Regions from separate parts of the Homo sapiens genome. Here region 2 is linked to region 1. A link is a loop called in an ENCODE intact Hi-C map of the cell type or tissue named here. Cell type or tissue: endothelial cell of umbilical vein. All regions are shown on one strand. Each heading gives the region's core, and the rest is flanking DNA. Links, peaks and the distances in the headings are about the cores only.

The links. A loop is a pair of places that touch in the nucleus more often than their neighbours do. Peaks named below come from ENCODE experiments on the same cell type or tissue, not always from the same donor. Only the 100,000 strongest peaks of a DNase experiment are listed, where the experiment ranks them.
Region 2: it touches region 1 in a loop (2.4-fold over the local background); 2 of 110 quality-filtered maps call a loop at or near these places.

The regions. Positions count from the first base shown.
Region 1 is chr11:56,838,520-56,843,902 of GRCh38, forward strand. No RefSeq gene overlaps it. Among named protein-coding and RNA genes, the nearest start is that of LINC02735, 7.3 kb to the right of the region's middle. In endothelial cell of umbilical vein, for the core only: a CTCF peak has its summit at 2,885 (motif pointing right); a DNase peak (open chromatin) is centred at 2,902.
Region 2 is chr11:56,999,147-57,004,529 of GRCh38, forward strand. No RefSeq gene overlaps it. Among named protein-coding and RNA genes, the nearest start is that of OR5AK2, 13 kb to the left of the region's middle. In endothelial cell of umbilical vein, for the core only: a CTCF peak has its summit at 2,733 (motif pointing right); no DNase peak of the experiment used is centred there.

The DNA.
Region 1 (5,383 bases), core at 55-5,054:
ATCCTTTGACTCCATGTCTCACATCCAGGTCATGCTGATGCAAGAGGTGGGCTTTCATAATTTAGGCAGCTCTGCCTCTGGGGCTTTACAGGGTATAGCTCCCCTCCTGGCTGCTTTCATGGGCTGGCATTTCATGTCTACAGCTTTTCCAGGCACACAGTGCAAGCTGTCGGTGAATCTACTATTCTGGGATCTGGAGGATGGTAGCCCTCTTCTCACAGCTCCACTAGGTAGTGCACCAGTGAGGATTCTTTGTGGGGGCTCCATCCCCATGTGTCCCTTCCACATTGCCCTAACAGAGCTTCTCCATGAGGGCTCTGTCCTTACAGCAAACATCTATCTGGACATCCAGGCATTTCCTTACATCTTCTGAAATATAGGAAAGTGGTTTCCAAACCTCAATTCTTGACTTCTGTGTGTCTGCAGGCCCAACACCATGTGTAAACCACCAAGGCTTGGGGCTTGCACCCTCTGAAGCAATGGCCTGAGCTGTATATTGGCCCCTTTTAGCCATGGTTGGAGCAGTTGTGATGCAGGGCATCATGTCCCGAGGCTGCATAGAGTAGGGGGTCCCAGGGCCCAACCCATGAAACCATTTTTCCCTCTTAAGTCTCCTGGACAGTGATGGGAGGGGCTGCTGTAAAGGTCTCTGATATAACCTGGAGACATTTTCCCTATTGTCTTGGCGATTAACATTTGGCTCCATGTTACTGATGCAAATTTCTGCAGTGGGCTTAAATTTCTCCGCCCCGCCCCTCCCCATGCCCCCAACCCCCCGCCCAGGAAATGGACTTTTCTTTTCTATTGCATTGTTGAGCCACAAATTTTCCAAACTTTTATACTTTGCTCCATCTTGAACGCTTTGCTGCTTACAAATTTCTTCCACCAAATACCCTAAATCATCTCTCTTAAGTTCAAAGTTCCACAGATCTCTAAGGCAGGGACAAAATGCCACTGGTCTCTTTGCTAAAGCATAGCAAGAGTCACCTTTGCTACAGTTCCCAAGAAGTTCCTCATCGCCTTAGCCTGGACTTCATTGTTCATACCACTATCAGCATTTTGGTTAAAGCCATTCAACAAGTCTCTAGGAAGTTCCAAACTTTCCCACATTTCCCTGTCTTCTGAGCCCTCCAAACTGTTCCAACCTCTGCCTGTTACCAGTTTCAAAGTTGCTTCCACAGTTCGGGTATCCTTATAGCAGCACCCCACTCTACCAGTACCAATTTACTGTATTCATTCATTCTCACACTGCTAATAAAGACATACCCAAGACTGAGTAATTTATAAAAGAAAGATAACACATCCTTATTCACATGGTGGCAGGAGAGAAAAGTGCCAAGCAAAGGGGAAAATGCCCCTTATAAAACCATCAATCTCATGAGAATTCACTATCATGAGAACATCATGAGAGTACCTGCTCCCATGATTCAGTTACCTCCCACTGGGTCCCTCCCATGACATGTGGGGATTATTGGAATTACAATTCAAGATGAGATTTGGGTGGGGACACATTCAAACTATGTCAGATGCTTTGTCTATATTATAATTTGAAAGCTCACAGAGTGTCTAATATATTATCATGGGATTCCATCTAACATTATCTCAGACCAAGGGACATAGTTTATGATGAGAAAAGAGCAATAAGCATATGACCATAATATCAATATGGCTTCCTTCATGCCACATCACCCAGAAGCTACTAGCCAACTGAATGTTGGAATGGCCTTATGAGTAGTGCTAGGGTACACTTTGCAGGTGACACCTAGCATGATTGGTACACTGTTTTCCTGTATGTTCTACATACTTTATTTCCTAAATCTCTCTTCAGAAACACCAAAGATAGGATAAACTTCTTCTCACTGACATTTACAATGGAACTGAGTTTTGTTTGTACATGTGTCTAAGTGTGAATGCATGTGCATATGACTGCTGTCATCTCCCTGAACACTGGAACCCCCACACTATTTTAGCTGAACCCCTTTCATTGTGGACCTCACAAATATACATAATAAATCATATGACACAGGTTTCTATTAGTCATAATTCTTTCTGAGGATTGGATCTTTATTAGAACAAACTGTGTATTCCCCCTCCCTACACTGACTGTCAAAATTTTTTTGTACAAACAGAAAAAAAAACTAATTATATATATAGTTTTTTCAAATACAAGTTTTTAAAAGTTTTGTAGCATATTATTGTCAGCTACATCAGGAAGATAAACAAAGAGTGGGACACACCAGTTAAAGTGGTCAGCTATCAATTAATCTAAGCCTTAGTTTTCTTGTTCTATAAAACAGAAAGGATAATAGTATCTGTTTTATACTATTATAACAATAATTAAAGGAGGGAACTTATGTAAAAACCCTAGTTTGTTGCCAAATAGCAAGTTGTCAATAAGTGTTAGCGATCATTAAAGTTAATTCAATTAGAAAAGAAGTAGAAAAACCAGAGCTGGAAGAAACTTTGCAAAACATGTTTAACATCATGGTCAAATCCTAGCTCTGCCATTTAACAAACAAATTACTTGCTCTCTCTTTGCCACATTTTCCTTAATTGCAAGTGGATATAATTGTTTGGCTTAAGTCCTATAACACATCTGAAGTATTTAAAAAATATATTGTAATCATAAAAAAAATTAGGCTACCATGATCAATATTTTTGGCTTCTTTGCAAATGAGAAAAACACCACCCACAGTAGTTATGAGTAGCCCAAAATCACAGAGCAAGTTACTCTCATTTTTGGAACTAGAACCCATTCCTTCCGATTCCCATCCTAGTGCAAAAATGTCTGGGAGCTTACTAAGATCCCAGGAGCAGAAAACTGGAATGGTAGTCTAGATTCAGCAGCTTTTGAAACCTCGTCAATGACAAGAAAAGACCAAGAGGTGGCAGCACGTCCACATACAAAGAGGTCGGCTATATTGCTTTCCTGTCAGCAAATTCTTTCCTCTTCCTGCCGAAATATAACAGAAAACCTGACACTCAGCCGTTAATATCTTGACCATGCCACAGTATCTCCTTTTCTTGTGTGAGCTTCTAATATCCTAATTATGAACTTTGTTACCAACTCAGAACAGAATGTCTCACAACAGTTTTGCTCCTGAAATCCTTATTGTTAGTTGACTTGCAGAACCAAAAACAACCATGACAAATTTAAAAAGCATCATTGCACCTAGCATTTACCGATTAAATCATTCTAGTGTTTATCAAGTAGCAAATGTTACCATATGTTTTGTAGGTAGTTCACTAGGGAAAGTTAAGATGCCTCATCTCCACCCCGACAGCCTCCTCCCACCCAAAACAAATCTTTGAAATAAAAGGAAATTAAGATTGCTCATTCTGAGGTTAGAACCACAAATGAGTGTAAAATAATTGGGAACAATATACAAAGTCGCTTTTGAAATATCTGTTTTATTACACTGGGTGGCAATAAGACCAAATTCTTTCTTTATCTAAATTAGAGCAGATCCATTAGAAGAGGAGTTTGCTGAATGGAACCACGAAAAAAAAAAAAAATCTCTGAAAACACAGTAAGGAGTAAGCAGAAAATGGAGTAGGGAACTCTGCAGTGTCAATCTTATGGCAGCCTAGCCAGATGCCACTAATATTCCCTTCTCATGTCATGTTCACCAACCAAGCTTCAAATCAGCATATGGCACCCCCCCGCAATAAAGCCTCTCCCCAAGAAGCCAGAATGAATCAGGCCCACGTGAGTGTCCCTGCCCAAGAAAAATACATTTCTAACGAAACCTGGCACTCCACTACTATGTATCATTCTCTTGCGAGCTTTGGGGGGACTTTTAGGTATCATCTTGGATATTCTTTGGCTGAATTCAGTACCCATAAATCCAATTGCCCTTGAGACCAAGATTCTGTACTTGAAAACCTAATTAGATCCTGGACTATATTTCTCCAAAGTAAATTTTTTTCAGATCTCTTGGCAACCACGAAGCTTCCTCGCATGACACCTAAAGTCTATGGGACTTACCTTTCATACATCAACTTATCTGCTTTGGGCGTATTCAGTTTTCTTACAAATACGCTCTTATTTTTGTCCTCTGCCAGGATGGAAATAAAGGTCACTCGCCTACTTCATAGACTTTATGATGGCTACTAATTTGCCATGTAGTCTCTTTCTCAGCCTTATGGGCAATCAGACAATTGGATGATATCAGAAAGAATACCAAGTCAATGGGGTAAGTATATTCCAGGAGGAACCAAATATGCTGTAATATTGTTTTAGGCCAAATACAATGACAACTGAAAATGTCACTCTTTTTTTTTCCCAGTTCAAATGTGACTTGTTAATCTTTCATGTACAATTCCTTCCTTCCATTTGCCAAGACAGTGAAAGGTGACTGATCTCACTGATTTCACACAAAGCACTTCTTTCTAGTTAAGTGTATCTGGTTGAATGATGTATTCATGGTCACATGAAATATTCAACTGACAGAGACACCAGAGATTATGGAATTCAACCTTTTATTTTGCAAATAAGGAAATGAAAATTTCACACAAGCAACCTGACTCATGGTCATGCAGCTATTTGGTGGCAGAGCTTTAGACTGACTATCATGCCATGGTGGCCACCTGTGCCATGCTAAAAATAACCTCAATAAAAATAATAATGAGATTTCACTTAGGGTAGAATTGACCCCAACTTAAACTAGATGAATATTCACTGACATTTCCGGGTTCCAAAGTGGATTTATGGTCAAAAGAATCTATGTGTCTCCATTTGAAGTTTCTCTGAAAGTCCCTGGTGCCCCCACTAAAAACATATGCAAACACTTGAGTTACCTAGAGTCTGTCAACATGTGACATGCCACGATTAAAATAGCATTACTTTAGCTTAAGGTTTTATCCATTGTTACATTTGGAATACAACTACACCTGTGAGATAATGTTGCCAGTCGGTCAACACTTGAATAACTCTTCAAAGTAAAAGAACTTCTTTATCTATAAAGAGCTAGTTGTTAATTCATTGACTTCTTTGATAATGCATTTAAAGAGTTCCTGCTCTTATAAGACAGGGCTAAGAATTAGAAATGAGTAAGACGGGACTTCTGTTTTCACAGATTTCACAGTCTATCAGGTGAGAGAATGATTTAATAGGATGTGATGCGTCATAGCAGTTTTGTAAAAACACAGTCTTGTAGCTGCAGAGGGCTGGAAACTAATTTTATTTAATGAAAATGGGGTAGAAAAGAATTAGGGAAGTCTCTTAGAGCAATCCACAGAAGGCATTGATGGGAGGATATTAGAAAAATTATGAGGGTATTCTATATCTAAGGGGAATGAGGAGAAGACAGTGAGAAAGAGGAGAATCAAAAGCCAGATATCTGGCTTACTTAAAGCCTGACTTTCTCAATTGCCATTTGAT
Region 2 (5,383 bases), core at 329-5,328, 160 kb after region 1:
GTATGCAGAAGAAGGCATCCCTTAGGTCCAGCACTGTGAACCATTTAGTTCCCTCAGATGTTTGAGCTAGCAGGGTATACAAATTGGGAACCACTGGGTGTATTGGAACCACAGCCTCATTAATGATATGGAGGTCCTGAACTAGTCCCCATTCCCCTTTGGGTTTTTGTACCCCCCAATATTGGGGTATTGCAAGGGCCATTTCAGGGTTTGAGGAGGGCTTGCCTCTTCAAGTTATCAATGATGGCTTCTAGTCCTTTCCTGACTTCTGGTTTCAGGGGATATTGTTTCTGGTTAGGAAAGGAGGTAAGATCCTTAAGATGGACCTGGACCAGTATGGTGGTTGTGGCTCTGCCAATTTTCCCTCGAGTTGCCCAAACTTTTGGTTTAAAATGGTCTCCACTAGGGGCAGACAAAAAGTTTGCACAGGGGCCATCAGGATGGGGTCCCCATATGAACCAGAATATCCCCACCCAACAGAGGATTTGGGCTTTCCAGCATAATTAGAAAAGCATGGGTGAACCAAAGGTCTCCCCAGCTACAACTAAGTGGTTGGGAAAAAGATCAGGTTAAAGGCCTTTCCTGATATGTTCCTCATGGTCTTACTAAGAGAGGAGAGAGGGTCCATAATGGGGAGGAGAACTGAGAGACTAGCCCCAGTGTCCTAAAGATGGTCTACTTTTTTCCCCTTCAATTTCCAGAATTATCTGGGGCTCTCGGATGATAATAATGGTCTGGAACACCAGACTCAAGAAGAAGAGCCCCAGGACCTGTCAATCCTACTGCTGGTGTCCCCAATGACAATCTACCCTCCAGGTTTCCCCACGACAGATTGGACAGGTCAAAGTGGCTTCCTTATGCTGCCTGGGCAATCCTTCTTCAAACGCCCTGGCTTGGCCCATCTGTAGCAGTTAACAAGTGCACCCTGGGAATTCTGGGTTTGTGGGCTTGCCTGGCATCCATTAAAGCCTCTGTCTCTTTTCTGTATTTCCTCTCTCTCTCTCTCCTGGGCACCCCTATCTCTATTGTATAAGACTGACATGGCTACTTGCAGGAGGTTCTGTAAAGTATTATCTGGTCCCAGGGCCTGTTTTTGCAGCTTCCTCCTGATATTAGGGGCTACATGAGTAATAAATTTATGCTTTAGGGTTAGTTTTCCATTTGACTGAATCAGAAGATAGAGAGGTGTGCTTTATCAAGGCCTCTCTTAGCTTTCTCAGGAAGACAGTGGGATTTTCATCAAATCCCTGGTCAATCATGGATAACTTAGTATAATTGAGAGGCTTAGTCTTAGTCCTATGTAATCCCTCCATTATGCACACCTGAAAGTGTCTCCTCTTCCAGCCTCCCGTCTTGTCATTGGGATCTCATTTAGGTCATCCATTGGTACTGCTTCTCTTCCAGTTAGAGGATTTCACCCCCTTCCCTGATGCTATATGTGATAAAAAGTTCATCCCCAAATCTCTCTGCTGCTTGTAGAGTGGCCTGCTTCCCAGTCTTTATCAGGGTCTAATTCAAAAGTAACATAACATCTCTCCAGGAGAGTTCAAATTATTCAGTGAAATTCTGGAAAGCCTCTATATATTGATCAGGGCCATCTGAAAACTTGTCGAGATCCCCCTTAATTTGCCTTAACTCTTAAAAGGAGAAGGAGACTTGGACCTGACTGAGGCAAAATTAACCAGGCATCTGTTGGAGGGGCAAGAGTGAGACTAGGACTTGTCTATGGTGAGGATTTCTAAGCGGGGGCAAGTGTAAGGCTGAAGTTGGATAGGGAGGTCAGGGCCGACCTGGAGGAACAGGGCTGGAAGGAGCTGGCTCCTCTGCTAGGGGTGTCTCTGGAATTTGTATTTTTAGTTTCCTTGGCTTGCCCCTTGCAGCCTTTCCTGAGATGGTTAACATGAGGGCTGGATTAATCCTACACTGTCAGCGAAGGCCTGGGTTGTTCTGCAAGTTACAGAAAGCCTGCAAATATGGGGCCTCAGATCATCTGTCTGCACATCTACAGAAAAGATAACACTGCAGGATGGTATTGAAATAAATTGTTCCTTCCTAAGGCAGATCCAGTCCTTCATAATTTCACCAAACCTCTGTGCAGAGGGCTATGAGGCATTTTTCTTCCAGATTCTAAGGGTCATAGCAGTCCCAGTGGTTCAGGATAGACTCCAAAGGAATATAAGCAAAGGGTGATGAAAAGAGCTGGTTGCCCATTCAGAAAGACAAGGAAATAGAGGTGACTCTCATTTCCCTTCCTTCTTTCAGTGAAAACTCAGAGTGTGAAGAGAGAGAAAACAAGTGTCCCCTTTTTCTCTTCCATCTTTTGTCCCTGAGTCCTGGAGACCTTGGCAGCTCCCACCCATGGGTGCCAATGCGACATGTACCCATGATGCAGGGAAGGCCTAGAGAATAGGAATTATTTGCCCTCACCTATGCCTCCATCCTCCCTACTGCTGGCAACCTTTGAGATCCCTGGGCTCATTTATGTTATGGAGCATGGCCTCCTTCCATGTGGTGGGGGTTTAGTCAGCAGGAATTGGTCCTGCCCATTCACATTGTGCCTGTTGCCTGGCTTTGACTCCCTCAGATCTGGTTTTCCTTTCTAAGGATTCAGCCTGAAGCTTGGAATCGAATTTGAGACAAAAAAAGAAAAAAAAAAGGTATTTCAGGGGCTGTCTGTATCTGTCTAGATGGTCTCAAATTAGCCCTGTTGAATTTGCAGTTATCAGCCAGCAGGGGTCGCTCCTCTATTATTTTTCCTATCATAAGCAGCGTGCTGTGGATAGGAGCCCTCTCATTTAGAAAAGAAAAAAATAGTTTAAGAGGCAAAAGTGAGAGGTCCTGGGGGAAAAACACCTTGCTCAGTGCAAACAGGTTCCTTTATCATTGTATCCTTCACCTGGTTCAGACCAGGGTGACCTTCTTGGTCAGGGGAGGAAAAGTTCCATCGGCATGGCAGGTGGGAAGTGCTGGACAGCTAGCCACATGAGGCCCCGGCAGCAGTTGTGATTTTCTCCCACCCCTCGTGGCCATTGGGCATGGCTTATGCATGCTGTCGACATGCCCAGGCACCCAAGCCAGGAAGGGAGTGGGCGAGGAGAAGAGGTGTCATGCGCTGCGCGTCTGTGACTGTCAGGTTCAGGATGGGGATGGTACCTCTAAGAATAAACAGAAACCACATTGTTCTGAATTTCACCTTTGATGGCTGCGCCAAATGCTCATTATATTTAGTATCATTGTCGCGGTTTGTAGCAAAACCCTTAACATTATCAGGGAAGAGATAAGAGGCATTTCAAACCTTGAGAGAAGTAAAGACACCAGGCAAAGTCTGGGAGTCTTGGCCAACGGAGTTGAGTCTTGGGGCCTTCCAGAAAAAAAAAAAAAAAAAAAAAAAAAAGCCCTTCGGTTGCCCTAGAGCTTTACTCCAGTTCTGTGGTGGATAGACTTCTCTGAAGAGAAATATAGTCAATGTTCTTTTTGTCTGTAGGAAAGAGAGAGGTGGCAGGGTCTTGGAAAAGACACAGATCCTCATTTTAACTCACCCTTCTTTGTATCCCAGATGGGGCCCCAAATGAAATGGGAGAGTTCCCTGATTCCCTTTGCAGGATATGCAATAAGGGTGTGGCTCACAGGTTTGGTCACCACCACTGGTCAAACCCCTGATAGGAGGGAGACGGGGAGCACGCAGATGGTCAGGTGCAGGAGCTGGGGTGAGTGCTTTGAGCTCCGGCCCCACAGGAGTGTCTAGGGGTGGGTGCCTGCTGCCGCAGTGTAAAAATGCTCTTTTAGCCTTGCCATCTGCAGATGGCTTAAGTGTTAACCAGTTCAATGGACCGTTTGCCTTTTTGCAAGGGCAGAGGGCCAGTGTGGCAGCTTTCTGTATCCCAAGCTCTTGCCCAGCATCCCAGAAGAATTGGGTCACACACAAGCTTGAAAAATGAATGCAGGGCTTTACTGAGTAGTGGAGGTGATTCTCAGCAAGATGGATGGGGAGCCGGAAAGGCGATGGAGTGGGAAGATGATCTTCCCCTGGAGTTTTGGCCATCCAGCAGCCAAACTCCCCCCAACTGCCCCCAGGCGAATTCCTCTCGGCATTCAGATGTTCTTTCTCTTCTCTCTCTCTCTGCTGTGCCTTTCTTCCATTTGTCTTCTGTCGTCTCCTCATTTCTTTGTCTGCCTCTGGAGTCTGGGGTTCAGAACTTATATGGGTATAGGATAGGGGGGCATAGCAGGCCAAAAGGCCACTTTTGGAGTACAAAAACAGAAATCCCTCTTTTCACTTATTTCTGGCGGGTCTCCAGCCTTAAAGGTGGGGCCTTTGCCAGTGCACTGCCCTCTTCTACCCAGTATCTCTCTGTCTCCTGTCCATATCACTATACTCACTACCTGGGTTAAGGAATCATTCACATCCCAAACCTCAACATCTTGCAACATACCCATATAACAAACCTGTGCATGAAACCTCGAATCTAGAATAAAAATTGAAATTATTAAAAAGTAAAATAAAATAGGAAACATATTCACATTATAAACCAATGCTGCTTTTTTTAAATAGATAAGCTCTTTAAGATTGGAAAATATAATAGATATATCTCCTAAGGCTAAAAATTGCTTCCCAAGAGATACTGACACTATATTAGTTTTAAAGTTTCTGACCACCATTCAAGCAGAAAGGAATTAAATGAAAACACTCTCTCTGTAAAGATAGTTAGGGAGATGCCAAATCACAAAGAAAATGTTGTAACATTTTTCTAGAAGTTATCTAGTGTTATCTAGATGTTATGGATGGTTAATTAGTTTCTTTATTGGCTCTGAATAATGGTGTGACTCATCCTGCCACCAGGAAAGATGAATGTCCTCACTAATATGGAACATAAAGGTGAGGAAAATACTTGCTCAACGTTGGATTCCCAACATCCACCATATTCTCAGCACATTGTAGTATCTGAATAAACATCTGTGGAAGAAATAAATGGACAAAGGAAAGTGGAAAGGAAAGACCAGAAATCTAGACAGAGCATTCTCACAGGGATTGAGAGAAGTCAGCTGCAGTCCAGCACAGCTGTCTCTGGGTTGAAAAGTGAGGCAGCAACAAGAGCTTTGCCCAAGCTTACTGGGTGAAGCAACTGCCTATAACAACATTGAACAGTGTTATTGTAAATAAACACACAGAAAGTACATGTCTGTCATTTTATATGCAGAAAGGTAGAATAAAAGAGCAACAGGATAAATGTGAGCAGGTTAATTCCCTCAGCTCCTCAATGTCTTAACGTTATAAGTTTTTCAATACACAGTTTATGGAATAAAATATGTGAAACCAGCTTGGTAGCTTGAGCAAGCTATCAGGAACCTCCAAGGATTGTTGGGTTTTTATTACTAATGTTTC